Regions from separate parts of the Homo sapiens genome. Here all the other regions are linked to region 3. The links are chromatin contacts, found by Hi-C or POLR2A ChIA-PET in ENCODE. All regions are on one chromosome and are shown on one strand. Each heading gives the region's core, a stretch centred on a gene start or an enhancer-like site at or near the end of the contact. The rest is flanking DNA. Distances are from core to core; before and after follow the strand shown. Region 1 overlaps AKAP6 (A-kinase anchoring protein 6). Region 2 overlaps AKAP6 (A-kinase anchoring protein 6). Region 3 has its middle 55 kb from the start of RNU6-8. Region 4 overlaps AKAP6 (A-kinase anchoring protein 6).

The links. A loop is a pair of places that touch in the nucleus more often than their neighbours do. ChIA-PET counts read pairs that join two places held with the same protein, here RNA polymerase II (POLR2A). Pooled maps may share reads with other maps.
Region 1: a loop to region 3 is called in a map of PC-9, with 27 times the contacts of the local background. The contact joins two enhancer-like sites. A Hi-C loop is called at or near these places in 18 of 168 maps with a recorded cell type or tissue (IMR-90, MCF 10A, PC-3 and 14 more) and 18 of 50 pooled maps. POLR2A ChIA-PET finds 5 or more read pairs at or near these places in 4 of 52 experiments (BJ, CD4-positive, alpha-beta T cell, MCF 10A and 1 more).
Region 2: a loop to region 3 is called in a map of ascending aorta, with 2.1 times the contacts of the local background. The contact joins two enhancer-like sites. A Hi-C loop is called at or near these places in 1 of 168 maps with a recorded cell type or tissue (ascending aorta) and 3 of 50 pooled maps. POLR2A ChIA-PET finds 5 or more read pairs at or near these places in 2 of 52 experiments (WTC11 and activated naive CD4-positive, alpha-beta T cell).
Region 4: a map of sigmoid colon shows a loop between it and region 3 (3-fold over the local background). The contact joins two enhancer-like sites. A Hi-C loop is called at or near these places in 2 of 168 maps with a recorded cell type or tissue (PC-3 and sigmoid colon) and 2 of 50 pooled maps. POLR2A ChIA-PET finds 5 or more read pairs at or near these places in 1 of 52 experiments (T-cell).

What each region holds. Positions count from the first base shown.
Region 1 is chr14:32,507,360-32,511,221 of GRCh38, forward strand. All of the region lies in intron 2 of AKAP6 (A-kinase anchoring protein 6), which reads left to right. Among named protein-coding and RNA genes, the nearest start is that of AKAP6, 180 kb to the left of the region's middle. Within about 2 kb of position 2,577, at least 21 of the 41 ENCODE cell types and tissues checked have a DNase peak (open chromatin) inside an H3K27ac peak, as active enhancers do.
Region 2 is chr14:32,431,937-32,435,602 of GRCh38, forward strand. AKAP6 (A-kinase anchoring protein 6) reads left to right here. Exons shown (of 14, transcript NM_004274.5): 2 at 1,524-1,881. The coding sequence starts at 1,558. Among named protein-coding and RNA genes, the nearest start is that of AKAP6, 100 kb to the left of the region's middle. Within about 2 kb of position 1,620, at least 5 of the 41 ENCODE cell types and tissues checked have a DNase peak (open chromatin) inside an H3K27ac peak, as active enhancers do.
Region 3 is chr14:32,256,836-32,260,662 of GRCh38, forward strand. No RefSeq gene overlaps it. Among named protein-coding and RNA genes, the nearest start is that of RNU6-8, 55 kb to the left of the region's middle. Within about 2 kb of position 1,662, at least 3 of the 41 ENCODE cell types and tissues checked have a DNase peak (open chromatin) inside an H3K27ac peak, as active enhancers do.
Region 4 is chr14:32,405,451-32,409,344 of GRCh38, forward strand. The region is part of intron 1 of AKAP6 (A-kinase anchoring protein 6); the gene reads left to right. Among named protein-coding and RNA genes, the nearest start is that of AKAP6, 78 kb to the left of the region's middle. Within about 2 kb of position 1,946, at least 5 of the 41 ENCODE cell types and tissues checked have a DNase peak (open chromatin) inside an H3K27ac peak, as active enhancers do.

The DNA.
Region 1 (3,862 bases), core at 1,327-3,826, 250 kb after region 3:
GAAATAATCTTAAGGTGGAAGGCTTTACAATTAGCAAAACAGAAACACAGGCCTCAAATTAACTTCTACATTTAAAATAAGGGTGTTGGAAACATCAAAATGCAATGGCTGGGTAGTTGTGCTTATTAAGTGGTGTGTTTGAGCATCAGAATGTATTTGGCTGATTCAGCACATTGTGGTGGTTTTTTTTTTTTCTTCCATTTCCATCCTTTTTTTCCTTCCTACACACGCAGCAAGGTATTTCACTCAGCTGTGAAATATTTACCATTGCAAGGCAACATATAATTAAGTGCCGGAATGAGTGATGCAGTCAAGTGCTATTGGAGATCAGCGGACAAAGAATTCAGTGTGGCCTGGGACAGGCATTGTAGAGGAGACAGGGCTTAAATTGGATCTTGAAAAATATTTGATCGAGCACAGAGGAGGGATAGGATGATGATGCAAGCAACAGCAATGCCATGAGCAAAAGGCAAGAACCAGAATGAGTCAGGCTTATTTCAAGGATAGTATGAAACCCATGTTCTCTGAAATGAGGATCTGGGTAGGAGGTGAAGCTGGCAAGGTAGACTGGGAAGCAGCTGATAATGGTAGAAAGGAACAAGCCATGGCCTGCAAGCCCAGAGACCTGAGTTCTGTCACTAACTGGTCTGTGTCTTTGGCAATCATTGAATCTTCTACTTCAATTATCTGTGATGTGAAATGATGCTTTCAGACTAAAAAAATCTCTAAGGTGGCTTCCTGTTTTAAAGTATTTTGTGATTCTTTTATGGTGATCCTTGATAAACTGGAATTAGGACTTTTGAATCTATCCTAACAGTCCTTAAGGTTGTTCTTAACAAGAAAATCACATAATGAAAGAGGGAATTCATCACATAGTGAAAGAGGTAATTATTGGTATTAAATTCAGTGAAGAATGATTGCCTTGGGAAAAGGGATTAGACATACTGGAGGAAGGAAACCAGCTTGAAGGCTATGCTGATAGTTCATATGGGAACAGGGTAGTTGAAATAGAAATCAAAAGGAGACAGACACTAGAACCATTGTTTATTCATTCTATGTTGATCATCAAAACTATGCTAGGTTCTGAAGATCCGGTTGCAGGAAAGACAGAAGAGGCCCCTATTCTTGTGGAACTTACATTCTAACAAAAGGAAAAACTCAGCAGGATTTGGTGATTGACCAATAGGATATTTGTGCCTTTAAGAGAATGACACTTACTGCAAGGCCAGATGTCTAGCTACAAAGGATTGACCACATAAATGTTGAACATTCATAAAATGAAATACTAGGCAGCCATACGGAATTATGAAACATACTTATTTACATGGGAGACTATTCATATGTTATTGAGTTAGAAAAACACAAATATAGAATATGATCTAGAAAATTATATACCATTTTATATGAATAATAGGATTATTAGTGATTTATCTGATTACTCTTCATTCGGTGGTTGTTTATTGAGTACCTACTTTTTTTTTTTTTGATACGGAGTCTCGCTCTGTTGCCAGGCTGGAGTGCAGTGGTGCAATCTCGGCTCACTGCAACCTCCACCTCCTGGGTTCAGCGATTCTCCTGCCTCAGCTTCCCAGGTAGCTGGGACTATAGGCGTGCACCACCATGCCCAGCTAATTTTGTATTTTTAGTAGAGACGGAGTTTCACCATGTTGGCCAGGATGGTCTTGATCTCTTGACCTTGTGATCCTGCCTTGGCCTCCCAAAGTGCTGAGATTACAGGCGTAAGCCACCATGCCCTGCCTCTTTTTTTTTTTTTTTTTTTTTTTTGAGAGAGTCTTGCTCTGTCTCCAAGGCTGGAGTGCAGTGGCGCGATCTCGGCTCACTGCAACCTCTGGCTCCTGGGTTCAAGCGATTCTCGTACCTCAGCCTCCTGAGTAGCTGGGATTACATGTGTACACTACCACGCCTGGCTAATTTTTTTTGTATTTTTAGTAGAGACGGGGTTTCGCCATGTTGTCCAGGCTGGTCTTAAACTCCTGAGCTCAGGCAATCTGCCCACCTTGGCTTGTTTATTGAGTACCTACTTTGTACCAAGCATTGTTTGGGGCTCTTAAGGATAAGTGGTAAACAAGATGGACACAGTCTGTTATTAGTTTTTTGTCTTATCTTTTCTAACTTTTTTTTGTAAGGAACTCACATTATTTTTATGGCAAAATAATTTCTTAAAAAAGTTTAAAAAAATCCTTCCATTGGCCATTTGTGTGGTATGTGTGTTTTATGAATTCTCCTTGACCATACATTTGGAGTGGGTGCACTCTTTTAAATTACACTGTTCTGTCCTGTGTCTTGTCCAGGTCTTGCACAAGATAGGAGGTGGCTCCAGGACACCAGTCTCCTTCTTAGGGTAGATTAGGGCACTGTCTGCCCTTTGGTGAAGCCAGCGTGGTCAGAACTCCCAGATTTGGTTTGGCTCCAAGGCAAATAGAGTCCTGCTGGGACTCTGCTGGCTGTTTATAGTCCTTTCAAGGGTCCGGTCATTCCAACCTTGGTGTCTATTTACGTTTGCCGTATGTTACTTGACGCTCCTTCATTCCCGTTGAAGCTGCCTCTCCCGGAAATCTCTGTCATTCCATAAGCCCTAGCTGCTGCCTCACCGTGCAGCTGACCTCATGCAGATTGAAAAACAAAATGTATTCTGGCTACATTTAAAGGAAGTTTTGAGGCCAGTTGATGGGCAAGGACTTGGCTGTATTACTTTGTGGGCGGAGCGCTTAAAGGGGGATCTAGCACTGGCTAGCACCAGATTCCAGGGCTCTTACACAAAAGCCTTTGTGTTATTTTTTCCTCCCTCTGCCCAGCTCTTCTCCCATGACTACTAATAGTGTCTCTCTGCTATAATGCACTCATCATTGCCTTCTATTTTTAAAATGCTAGATCTTGCATATGCCAAAGAACAAACAGGCAAGCAAAAAGCCACCGAATTATTAAAAAGTATTCCATGTTCCTATAATAAATTATATAAGTAAACATATGGATACATATATATATGTGTATATATATGTGTATATATATATGTGTATATATATGTATATATATGTATATATATACATATATATATGTGTATATATATATACATATATATGTGTATATATATATATACATATATATATGTGTATATATATATATATGAAGAATTACCTACAATCTTATTCCCTGGAGATATTTTGATACAATTTCTCTGTATACTTGTTTTTACTTTGTGCTCACATGGTTTTTCTAAGCTTTTGTTCTACCACTTATATAGCCTACTTATAGACCTTAAGCTGTGTCTGTACCAATGTTTTCCACCTAAGATAGACCTATTCTTTCTATAGAGAACAAATGCTATTATAATTTGGTACTTAACTACTTTTTCTAACTTCAAGATGGCCTCTTGGCCCTCATCATATGATCACAGAATATTTGTTCATTTCAAGGAAGCATTCATTTAGTTTTTCGTGTTAGCTCTAGTTATGTGAAATCTCTGGAGTCATGCTGGCCAATCTAATCCTTACTGTTTGGATTCTGTGATAACACCGAGGGCTCCTTGGGGTCACTGATGATCTTGAGCTTTGCACCAACCTGAAGGAAGAAGGAGGAGAAGACGTTCCTCTGACCAAAATCATCCCACACTTACCCTCTATCATCTGTTTAGAGTGTTAGAACATTGTTGACATTTGTGTGAGCAGTCCTGGAGCACAAATCCTTGATACAGTGTAAGTGAATGGACAAGCAACACGGACAAAGTTTAATTGCAGGGTCCATTTTTTTGCTAGTTTCAGAAATAAATTTTCCTTAGGAATTTCCTTGTTGTCAGTGTTTTCTCTCTGATTATTGAGTTCAGCTCTTTTCAGGCCAGACCTCT
Region 2 (3,666 bases), core at 370-2,869, 180 kb after region 3:
CAACTCAACAAGTCTTTTTTATTTCCACTCCTCATTCCTGTATGGAAAGATACATGTTTCTAGTCAAATTGGAAGCATTTTAAAAAGTTTCCCCTCTATTTTGGTATGTAAAAATAATTTTGCTTTTCTTTTTTTTTGCTGAATATTTGTTACTGTACAAATATGAACCACTTTTTGACAATCACATTTAATTTCTGATCTTTAGGTCAGTCACCTTTCATCTTTGGGGAAATAACAATATAAACTAACTTGAATTTGTAGAACCCGAAAAAAAAGTATAAAAGAAAAATAAATTCATTGCCTTGAGTAGAAGAAGCTGCTCTTGAGACTAAAAATAGTGCTTATTTATTTTAAAGTATAAGAGCCTAAAAGTTGATATTTTATACTAGACTCGTTCCAGAAGAAAGATAAATTTAATAGCTGGATAATTAAACTAATTAAATTCATCTTAAAATGCCACCTTACTTTTTGATGAATTACACTTATGTTATTTTAACTTATTTGGTTAATATTTTACTGTTTATGTATTTCAGACCAATTTATTACCCCTAAAATTCCAGAAGCCTCTAAAAATTCCATATAACCAAATATTAATGTAATTTAGATTGAGAGTTAATTAGATCTATTCAGTACAATCCATGATTTATACTTTCTAGGAAAGTAAAGATTTGGGATTGTCACAGGTTATTATTTAACTAACAAATCATAGAAAGGAGCAACATCTCCTGAATTCAGCTCAGTGTTTTTTGTGATTAGAACATCTTCCCACGTAGCTGTCCCACGTATTGAATATGTTGATTTTATAGTCAAAATGATGTTTGAATATTTCTAGTAGAAAAGCCCAAAATAATCCTGGCTTGAACAAGATAGAAGTTTGGTTTTTTCTCACATAAAAGAAGTACAGAGCAGCAATCAGACCTGGTACGGTAGCTCCTCCGGTATCAAGTGGAACCCGTGTTTCTACCCTCATGCTCCACCGTCCTCTACCCGTCATACGCAAAGGCCTCTCTGGGTCTGAGTTGCCAGCTGCTCTAGCCATCAAGTCCACATTACAGCCTGGAAGAAGGGGAGGAAAGTAGAAGGGCATAAAGGGAGCCCCTCCTAATTGAGTCAGCTCCCTGTAAGCAGCTCTCCCAGAATTTCAACACAACAATTCCACTCATTGGCCAGAACATGGCCACACCTAGCTGCAAGGGAGATAGGGAATGTAGTTTTAAATTCTGTGCAGGAATATGAACAGCTAAAAACCAGGATTTTGTTACTAAGAAATAAGGGAAGAATAGATGGGGGCGGTGGGGGGAGAGTAGTCAATATCACAGTGGTTTTATGTTCATATTATTTCCTGGCTCTTGGGGCTACCATGTAGAAAATCAAAACACCTCTTTCTGTTTTTGTTATGAGCTATGGTTTCTTAATTTAGAAATCTGGCTTAATTTAGAAATCCTGTTTCTTCTGTGAAGTATCATTTCTTTATTTGGCAATCTTGACTGACTCTTGCTTTCTTCTTTCCTCTTGCCTTTCAGCTGTTTTGGAAAGAAGTGAGGTTTAGACTTCTCCATGTTAACCATGAGCGTGACACTTTCCCCCCTGAGGTCACAGGACCTGGATCCCATGGCTACTGATGCTTCACCCATGGCCATCAACATGACACCCACTGTGGAGCAGGGTGAGGGAGAAGAGGCAATGAAGGACATGGACTCTGACCAGCAGTATGAAAAGCCACCCCCACTACACACAGGGGCTGACTGGAAGATTGTCCTCCACTTACCTGAAATTGAGACCTGGCTCCGGATGACCTCAGAGAGGGTCCGAGACCTAACCTATTCAGTCCAGCAGGATTCGGACAGCAAGCATGTGGATGTACATCTAGTTCAACTAAAGGTAAGGCAAGGTCTGTGATCCTCTCAGGATAGAAGTTTTCAAAAGGCTGTGGCACCTAGAGACTGTGTTCTGTAATTTCCAGTGAGGAATTGTCCAGGAAGAAAAGCACAGTACCAGGTTTCAAACCATTATCTTTAGAGATAAACATGGAAATAATTAATTCTTCTCTGATTTTACTACATGTGCTGATTATCTAGAATACAACTGGCCTTTGGTGATAGTGCAGAGAAATGGGGAAAGGGAGGGGTATTTTTGTGCAGTGTTATCAAAATAAGTTACACAGAATAAAAGTATTTAAAAACTCTTACAAAGGGTTTAATAAAAGACTCTTATAGGTAAAATATCAAATGCAGCTGTGATTGTGAGTATTTGTATGTGACTGTTATCTTCAGTTGAAGCTGATGCTGCCTTTGTGGCAAACAATGAATTCTGACATAGTAGGGAAGGGCAATGTTCTTTTACAATGAGTTGTTTCATCCAGGCACAATGCTTCATGTAGAACAAAGGTGATTTTATGACAACTCATCTAAAGTTCAGACATTTAAAAAAAAAGTCTGTGGACTCAGAAGCCCTTTAAAAGCCTGACTGTTGGTGATAATGAAATGGAGTTGCTAGTAAAGAGTACTACTAATAGCGTTTTTGGCCTAGGGACTTCAAGATAAGGTGAACCTCGCCCTGCCATAGTCACTCCTCTCTCCCAGGTCCTTGAGGGAAATACACACTCAGGTCAGTGACCTGCAGAGCAAGACAGGTTTATAACCAATCAGGGCACTGGCCACAAACCCCATGGTAAATTTCTAGTCAATTAGAAGTAACACTAAGGAAACTTCCTTTACCTAAACTGGTTCATCCTAAATAATCTGAAATGAAAGGTCAAACATTCTTGGATCTTAACACTTAAATGGTTTACAGGATGCAGCCATCAGCCTGAGTGGGAAAGATGAGCACTTAAAATGAAGCATAGAGCCTAGAGCAGAGCAGGCTCAGCCTTCTCAGGCTGGTTCAGCAGATCCAGAGCCCAGCTGCCCCATTACAGAAAGTGTTCAAATGAGTGTGGTCGGGGGAGAGAACAAAAGAGCCAGAATCTTAAAGGTGACTGGGCTTCTCCCAGGTTGAGCAGGTCTAGTGTCTGATTTCTACAGGTTATTAGGGAAAAAAGTACAAAAAGGCAACAGAGAGATGGCTAGGAATTAGCTTCAACAGAATGCAAACCCCAGCCATCTTTCTGCTGTTGCAGCAGGGAGTGATTTGACTCAGTCTGTGAAACATGGTTTGTATAATCAGAATAGCAGGTCTCCAACTCCTTGAGGTTAAAGTGAAATAGAAATTTGGAGGCTCTGCTTTGCCCCCTTCCCTTCTCTGTCCCCTCCAAGGCTACCCTTACATGTAGCTCCCATAAGTAGATAGGGGGTTAGGTTTATAAGGAAAGTCAACTACTGCTTTCTGGAATCTTTCAGACTTACATAGAAAAGGTGGGGACAATAAAGGGAAATATCTTTAGAAGTCTCAGTAAAAAAAATGTGTTGTTAAGGGCTATTAAAAACATTAATGAGTCAATTAACTTTATTGAATTACATTAACAACTTGGAAGTGAAAATTTAAATTTTAGTTCCAAATAAGAATGTAAAGTTTTTGTACAATTAACATAGGGTTATATTTAGTGTTTGAGAAACCAACTCTAGGGTTGTATGTATTTTTCTCATTGGAACTGCCTATCACGTTCTTACCTTGGTCAAAAGGTATTTCACACCCACCTCCATCAGCTCCATCCCTTAGTGTGGTCTG
Region 3 (3,827 bases), core at 412-2,911:
ATCTGGTAAATATTTAAGACCTTGTATATATTATTTTCAAGGAAAGGTAATAAACTGTAGAATTTTTTTTTTCAACAAAAATGAAACACTGTGGGGTTGTTAGCTTTTGCATCAGAACTTTGGTAAGAAAATGTGTTTGTTTTGGTTTTAGGTTTTTTTTGGTTATTTATTTATTTATTTATTTTTTTGAGACAGAGTCTTGCTCTGTCAGCCAGGCTGGAGTGCAGTGGCACGATCTCGGCTCACTGCAAACTCCCTCTCCTGGGCTCAAGCAATTCTCCTGCCTCAGCCTCCCGAGTAGCTGGGTTTACAGGCGTGTGCCACCATGCCCGGCTAATTTTTATGTATTTTTTTAGTAGAGATGGAGTTTCACCATGTTGGCCAGGGTGGTCTTGGACTCCTGACCTCAGGTAATCTGCCCGCCTCGGCCTCCCAAAGTGCTGGGATTACAGGCGTGAGCCACCGCGCCTGGCCCGTTTTGGTGTTTGTTTGTTTGTTTGTTTGTTTTGTTTTTTCCCCAGAGGGGGAGAAAAGAGATCTCATTTCTGATAGATTTAGGTCAGTTTAAATTCTTTTTCACTGAGGTTGACCTGATCAAAGTTTGCCTAGTGACTCAGCAAAGTCTTGCCATGTGGAGGCTTCATTTTTCATCACCTGTTGGTTTTTCCTTTTCTTAAAAATTTATTTCTTTATAGAGACATTTTGATATCATTTTAAAATCTCAGCACGTGACAAATACAAACTGAAAGTGCGAATTCTCATGTAATAAGAAAATTAGAAAGCAGACAAATATCAAGGCCATCTTTCCTCAGGTGATAGCCTTTTGTTAATGATAGTATCTTGGTTTCCTCAGGTGATAGCCTAATTAATGACATCATCTTGTATTTCTGTCCTAATGAAATTCACTTCTGTCATCTCAGGTAAATGGTAAAGAACTCATGGGTAAAGGTAAATGGGTAGAATACTCACGTTCCTATTTTAAAACTTGAGAAATAGAATCACAGATCAAGAATGACTTTCCTGTCTCCCTTTTTCTCAATTCATTGTTCTACTGGTAATAAGGATAACACAGATGTTAACAACTTACTTAATGCCAAAACACTTTACATGTATTATTTTATTTTATTATTTCTTGTGAGATAGGTATATTCCCATTTTTTTCAGATGAGGAGAGAGTGACTTTCAGAGATTTTTTTTTTTTTTTTTTGAGACGGAGTCTTGCTGTGTCGCCAGGCTGTAGTGCAGTGGCGCGATATTGGCTCGCTGCAACCTCCACCTCCCTGGTTCAAGTGATTCTCCTACCTCAGCCTCCCAAGTAGCTGGGATTACAGGCGCGTGCCACCACGCCCAGCTAATTTTTGTATTTTCAGTAGAGACGAGGTTTCACCATGTTGGCCAGGATGGTCATCTCTTGACCTCATGATCTGCCCACCTTGGCCTCCCAAAGTGCTGGGATTACAGGTGTGGGCCACTGTGGCCAGCCAACTTACAGAGATTTTAAAAATTACTGAAATTTACAAAGCTGGAAAATGGCAGAACTGGGAACTGACCCATTTCTGACTTCATGGCCTGTGCTTTAAACTGTTACACCATATGTCTGTCCAGTTATATGCTACAGAGAAAGCAACTTCCACAGGCCAGTTGAAGCCAGCTGCCTTTTACTGGGCTCCCAGCCTGGTTACCGTCCTCCTATTTCTGACATTAAGCAAAGCAGAAGGTTGATTTAGACCTCCCAGGAAAGGGTTCTGGAAAAGCTACAGGACCCTGTTCTTGAGCTCAGGGTCATCTGTCACTGGTAAGACCCCTCTCTAAGATGTTTTAAAACAGCATGTCAAAGACACAGTAAATGAATATATCCTCTATGTAAAGGCTTAGTAAACAGCAGCTCAGTAATTGCCCTAAGTGTAAGCAGGCAAGCCAGAGGCCTCAAACTGGACACGCCTTCCCAGTGTGTAGGCAGGCATCATCTCATAAGATTTACTCCCACCCTGGCCTCTTCCCTTTTCTGTTGACTTGGCCAGAGTCTCAGCTTTTCCTTACCAAAGATCAAAACTAAGACTTCTTGGCTCTCCAAATCAGATCGTCACTAGAGTTTGGCCTGCTGTCAGTAAAGACAAGCTGAGTTGGCCTGAACTTTCCTCCCTTGGCATCCCAGGAAATTGAACCTCTGCTGAAGGACCTGAAAACAACACCTGTCTGTCTCATACCGTAGACATAGCTTTGACTCAAAAACTGAACGTTCCTGATGCCAGGTAAATGGTATCTCAGGGGATGCCATCCAGACTCCCCAGCTTTTAACCCATTTATCTTTAGAAACTTAGCTTTTCTCTTTCAGACCCTTGGCCTGTAAACATGAAATTCTATTTGGGTACAAAGCTAATTCCAGAAAAGGGGGTCCTTTCTGGACTACTTCTGTTTTTGCATCGTAGTAGCCATCTATTGTTACTTTGTTGATTATTAATTTTCTAAAAGGAATAGTTTTGTAGGACACATACTCTAGACCCTATTTGTGCAAAATTTACTATAATGGAAGTTGCCTTAAATGCCTGACTCTGCACTGTTTGTTTTAGAAGGAGAAAAGACATTTAAACTCTGCATTTATCTTTCTGCTTGGTTCTGTGAGCTAGTGAGATTTAACTCTTCAATTTCCTCATGACTCAAAAATTCAAATATCTTAGCCACCCACCACAACAAAATATCACAAGTGTTCTTAGAGCTTTAGGAGGAGGAAGAGTGTGGTCAGAATGCTGCCTTCTTTCTAATACCACAGTCAAAAAACATTTTCTCACTTACTGATTCAATACAGAAAAACTGACCTTTCATTTTAGCTTTTGCATGTTAAGAACATGATTTCTAACATTCCATTCATTACAGCAAAAGCTCATTATTTTAAATGTCTCAGATGTTCATTATCATGCCATGTTTCCTCTTCTGCTTCCTAAGAGAGGAGGTAGTGTCACTCACATCTGGCAAATGGGAAAGAGTTAAACAGATAAGCCATGACTCATCAACCAACTCAGCTCTGGCCCCAGGCAGCAGGTGGTTCTTTTGATCTTTCACTAAATGGGGACTTTTACAGGAAACAGTCCTTGAGGAAGGCAGTTTAAGTAACTTGGCAGTTTTGTAAGCAGCATGCATGTAAACTAGAAGATAATCTTTTCATGCCCAAACATATTATAAATTAGGGATGGAACCAGATGCAAAAGGGACCCCAAACATGAGATTTCTGTATTGCACACATTATTCAGTCATGAGCCATGGAAACATAATTGGTAATGTCTTGCCTGTGTCTTGAATCCCAAATTGAAGACGGGGAATGAGGGGCTCTATATTTAGAAGGTTATGTATGATACCAAAGAAAATTACCAACATGGGATCAAGGAGTGAACAAATCAGTTTGAAACTGAGCAAGAAGATGGGTGCATCACCAGGAGGATGAAAGAGGATCAAGACTTGTAATATTCGAATGGGGAATATGCATCTATATCTGTGAGGTGGGGGTGGGTAGTTAACACTAGAACTATACTACAGTTACAACCAGGTGTCCAATATATGGACATTTATATTAAAGATTACAAAAATTTTAGTTTTTCTTTTTCTTTCTCTTTTCTTTTCTTTTTTTTTTAAGACGGAGTCTTGCTCTGTTGCCCAGGCTGGAGTGCAGTGGCACGATCTCGGCTCACTGCAACCTCCGCCTCCTAGGTTCAAGCAATTCTCCTGCCTCAGCCTCCTGAGTAGCTGGGACTACAGGCATGTGCCACCACGCCCGGCTATTTTTTTGTATTTTTAGTAGAGATGAGGTTTCACTGTGTTAGCCAGGATGGTCT
Region 4 (3,894 bases), core at 696-3,195, 150 kb after region 3:
TACAATGTTGACATTATTCAAATTTGGTAAAATATTTCATGTATAATCTCAAATTTTCATTTACCAAACAAAAATATTTCAGATTTCAGTTTGCAGTTCATTCTCTGTTTCATTATGATATGGTTTGATTGTGTCCCCACCCAAAATCTCATCTTGAATTATAATCCCCAAATCCCCACGTGTCAATGGTGGGACCAGGTGGATGTAATTGAATCATGGGGGCAGTTTCCCCCATACTGTTCTTGTGATAGTGAGTTCTCATGAGATCTGATGGTTTTATAACCATCTAGCTTTTCCCCTGCTAGCACCCATTCTCTCTCCTGCCACCCTGTGAAGAGGTGCCTTCTGCCATGATTGCAATATTTCCTGAGGCCTCCCCAGTCATGCAGAACTGTGATGAGATTACCCGGTCTCCTGTATTTCTTCATAGCAGTGTGAGAATTGACTAATACACACTCTTTTAAATTTTAAACATAAATTAAAAATTCCAAGTGTCCATGAAGAATGACAGAATTGATATAACTCAAGTTTCAGTTCTTCCTTTTGAAAATCAGTTTCTAATCTACTGTTTAAACAAGGAATAGGTAGCACTCTGGAGGCCAGAGGTAGGAACTGCTCCTGCAGCAAACTTGAATGGTTCTAGACCCTTAGAATGTATCCTGGGAAGGAGTGTAGCTGGCTTTAAGTGTGTCAGGACTGATAGTGTAACGAAAGCTCTCTGAATTAGCTTCCATGTAGAATAGAATACAATTTTTTGTTTGTTTGTTTGTTTTGAGACAGAGTCTTGCTCTGTTGCCCAGGTGGGAGGGAGTGCAGTGGTGTGATCTTGGCTCACTGTAACCTCTGCCTCCTGGGTTCAAGCGATTCTCCTGCCTCAGCCTCCCGAGTAGCTGGGATTACAGGCATGTGCCACTATGCCCAGCTAATTTTTGTATTTTTAGTAGAGACGGGGTTTCCCTATGTTGGCCAGGCTGGTCTTGGGCTCCTGACCTCGTGATCTGCCCACCTTGGCCTCTCAAAGTCCTGGGATTACAGACATGAGCCACTGGGCCTGGGGAATACAATGTTTTTATAAAGAAAATTTTAAAAAGAGAGAGAATTGGAGGCTTATATGTTGTTAAAATTGCAGTAATTCTTAGTTTAAGAATGTTAGCCCTGGTGTTAATAAAAAGCAAGTTGACTTTTGGTCAGTTTATTATTGTTTTACAATTCTCCACAAACAATTCAGTCCCTTATTGTCTATACCCTGGGCACAGCAAAGTAAAGTAGAAAAGAAAGAGAGTGAATCTAGGGGCCGCAGGAAGGCAGCTTACCCAGGACATTAAGTTATAAATTGAGAACTTTCCAAGTCATTCCTTATCTGTTTTCATGAAATTGTCAAGCCCATTAGTGTCTTATCCTTACAGATTTTTGTGACAGCCATGTACTTGTGGTGAGTGCTTGAGTGGGGATGATTATAACAAAATGGAAGAAAGATCTATAATTCTACATAACAAATGAAAACCTTGGAAGTTCTCTTTTTGCCGTAAGACTGCTTCCTAGAGCTTGTGGCAAGTGCCATTCTGGATCATTTTATACCATACTTTATTCATATTCTCCTTCCCTGGATGCCTCCAACTCTCACCCAAGTGCCTCCATTTATGTGCCTTCCTCATCTTCCTACGTCCACATGTCACAGGACAGGCTGGTTCCTTTTTCCATCTTGGCTTTCCTTTCCCATCCCCTTCTTGGCTACCCCTGTTTCCTTCTTCTTTCTTCACTGGACCAGACATGAATTTGTTCTGGGAACTTTTACTAATCTATGGAAAAGGTTGTTAATAGGCTTCATGTCAGATGTTCAGTTGCTTAGTAACCCAAAGGACCTCCTGCCAAGTTTATGTTCAGAGAATTAGACAAACCATCCAGTCCCCACTGTTCTCAGGCCTGGGCTGCATCAGCTCTCCAGCTCGGCTATGTGTGAGGAGATCCCCACACAGGCTCAGAAAGGAGCCTCAGCCTCCACAGAGCAATGAGTGTGAGGGCAGAGTCTGAGCCTACCTGGCCCAGTCTGAAGAGGAATCTGGGGAGGCTGACCTGAACAGATGTGCAGGCATGTTTTCAGAGCTCCTAAAACTGATATTTACTGCATGTTAGTGAGGTGGTTTGAATTTTTCAGTTTCTCTGCTTCTTCCTTTGTTCCGCTTCCTGATCTATCTCTCCTTCTCATTTCAGTTCCTAGTGTTTTTCAGGAAACCCATGGTTTTAGACTTACAGGCTCTCTATCAAATGGTACCATGTAGACTTAGAGCAGTGGAGTAGTACTCATCTCTTGTTGCCAACCTCCACAAACACACAGAAACCATACAAAATCCCCACGGATTCTGGATTAGGATGTATCAACGTGGAGGAGAAGGGTTTCTACACTGGTAGGAGGAATGAATCTGGGTAAAATAATTGCTTTTAATGACCGCTAGGAGTTTAGAAACATCCTACGGCACAGCAAAGAGTTTCCTTGCTGAACTGCAGATGGTGTTTATTGCCAGATGATGTGCAGAAAAGTGCCAGATGATTAGGCTCTTTCTAGGGGATGTCAGAATCTTCCATAACCCATGCAAATAATTGGCTTTCTAACACCCCCAGACTGTAACACAAGGGAGGTAGGAAAACTTCTAAGAAGGTAGTTATCATGGCATGAGTAAAAATTTCTGTTTGCCACACCATGGCTAGCAGCGGGGAGTGGGTGGTTGAACAAGAACTCCTCCAAGACTCTGGCTGGCTGGGAGCCAGGATTCTTCAACTGGAAATGAACAGGGAAGGAGGGGAAAAGAACAAAAATCTGCTGAGGGATAATAAAAATTTTAATGATTCTTCAAATGTTGCATTGTCTTGTAAACGTAGTTGTAAATTTAACTTTAAAATGACTTTTACTCAATTGGGTCAGAGACGTAAAAATGATTAAAAGAAAGGAATAGGTCTCAGATTAGCAATAATATTTGTACAAAAAGGTTTTCAGTGTTCAGAGTAATTGACGGACTGGTTTTGGGTGATGGTTTTAATTACTGGGAGCTTATATATAATTATACAATTTATAATATATAATATATAATTTATAAAATTATATAATTTTCAATGAGCAACCACTCTAAACATAAGGATGAGAGCTCAGGTATCAGCTGTGGAGTTTTTCTTAAGAATACAAGTAAATTGAGTGTGACCTGACCTTAGTCTGTTATTGTAACCAGAGTTACTATTCTTTGCTCTAGTCTAGAAATATCTCCAAGTAGGAGATATGTGTAGGGAAGGTAGATGATCTTTGTGCCTTCACTCTAATGGTCTTGGAGTAGGAATGTAGATCATGGTTTGATGGAGGGATATTGGTGATGGGTGGGGCTTTCTTATCCATGGCAAGGAAAATGCTGGTGAAAGGCTTCATGTGTGGCATGATTAGTTGATATAACCCAATAAGATTAGTTTATATAGGCAGGGTGTGGTGGCTCACCCCTATATCGCCTGTAATCCCAGCACTTTGGGAGGCCGATGCAGGTGGATCACCTGAGGTCAGGAGTTTGATACCAGCCTGGCCAACATGGTGAAACCCTGTCTCTACTAAAAATACAAAAATTAGCCAGGCATGGTGGCATACGCTTGTAATCCCAGCCACTCAGGAGGCTGAGGCAGGAGAATCACTTGAACCTGGCAGGTGGAGGTTGCAGTGAGCCAAGATTGCACCACTGCACTCCAGCCTGGGCCACAGAGCAAGACTCCGTCTCAAAAACCAAAACAAAACAAAAAAGATTAGCATATGAACTAATTCATACAAGATGCCCTTCACTTTGAAAATGCCAGCTACCTAGATGACTAGGATGTTTGAAGGGAGTTAGATACAGGCTTAGACATATCTTAGGGACTACAGAA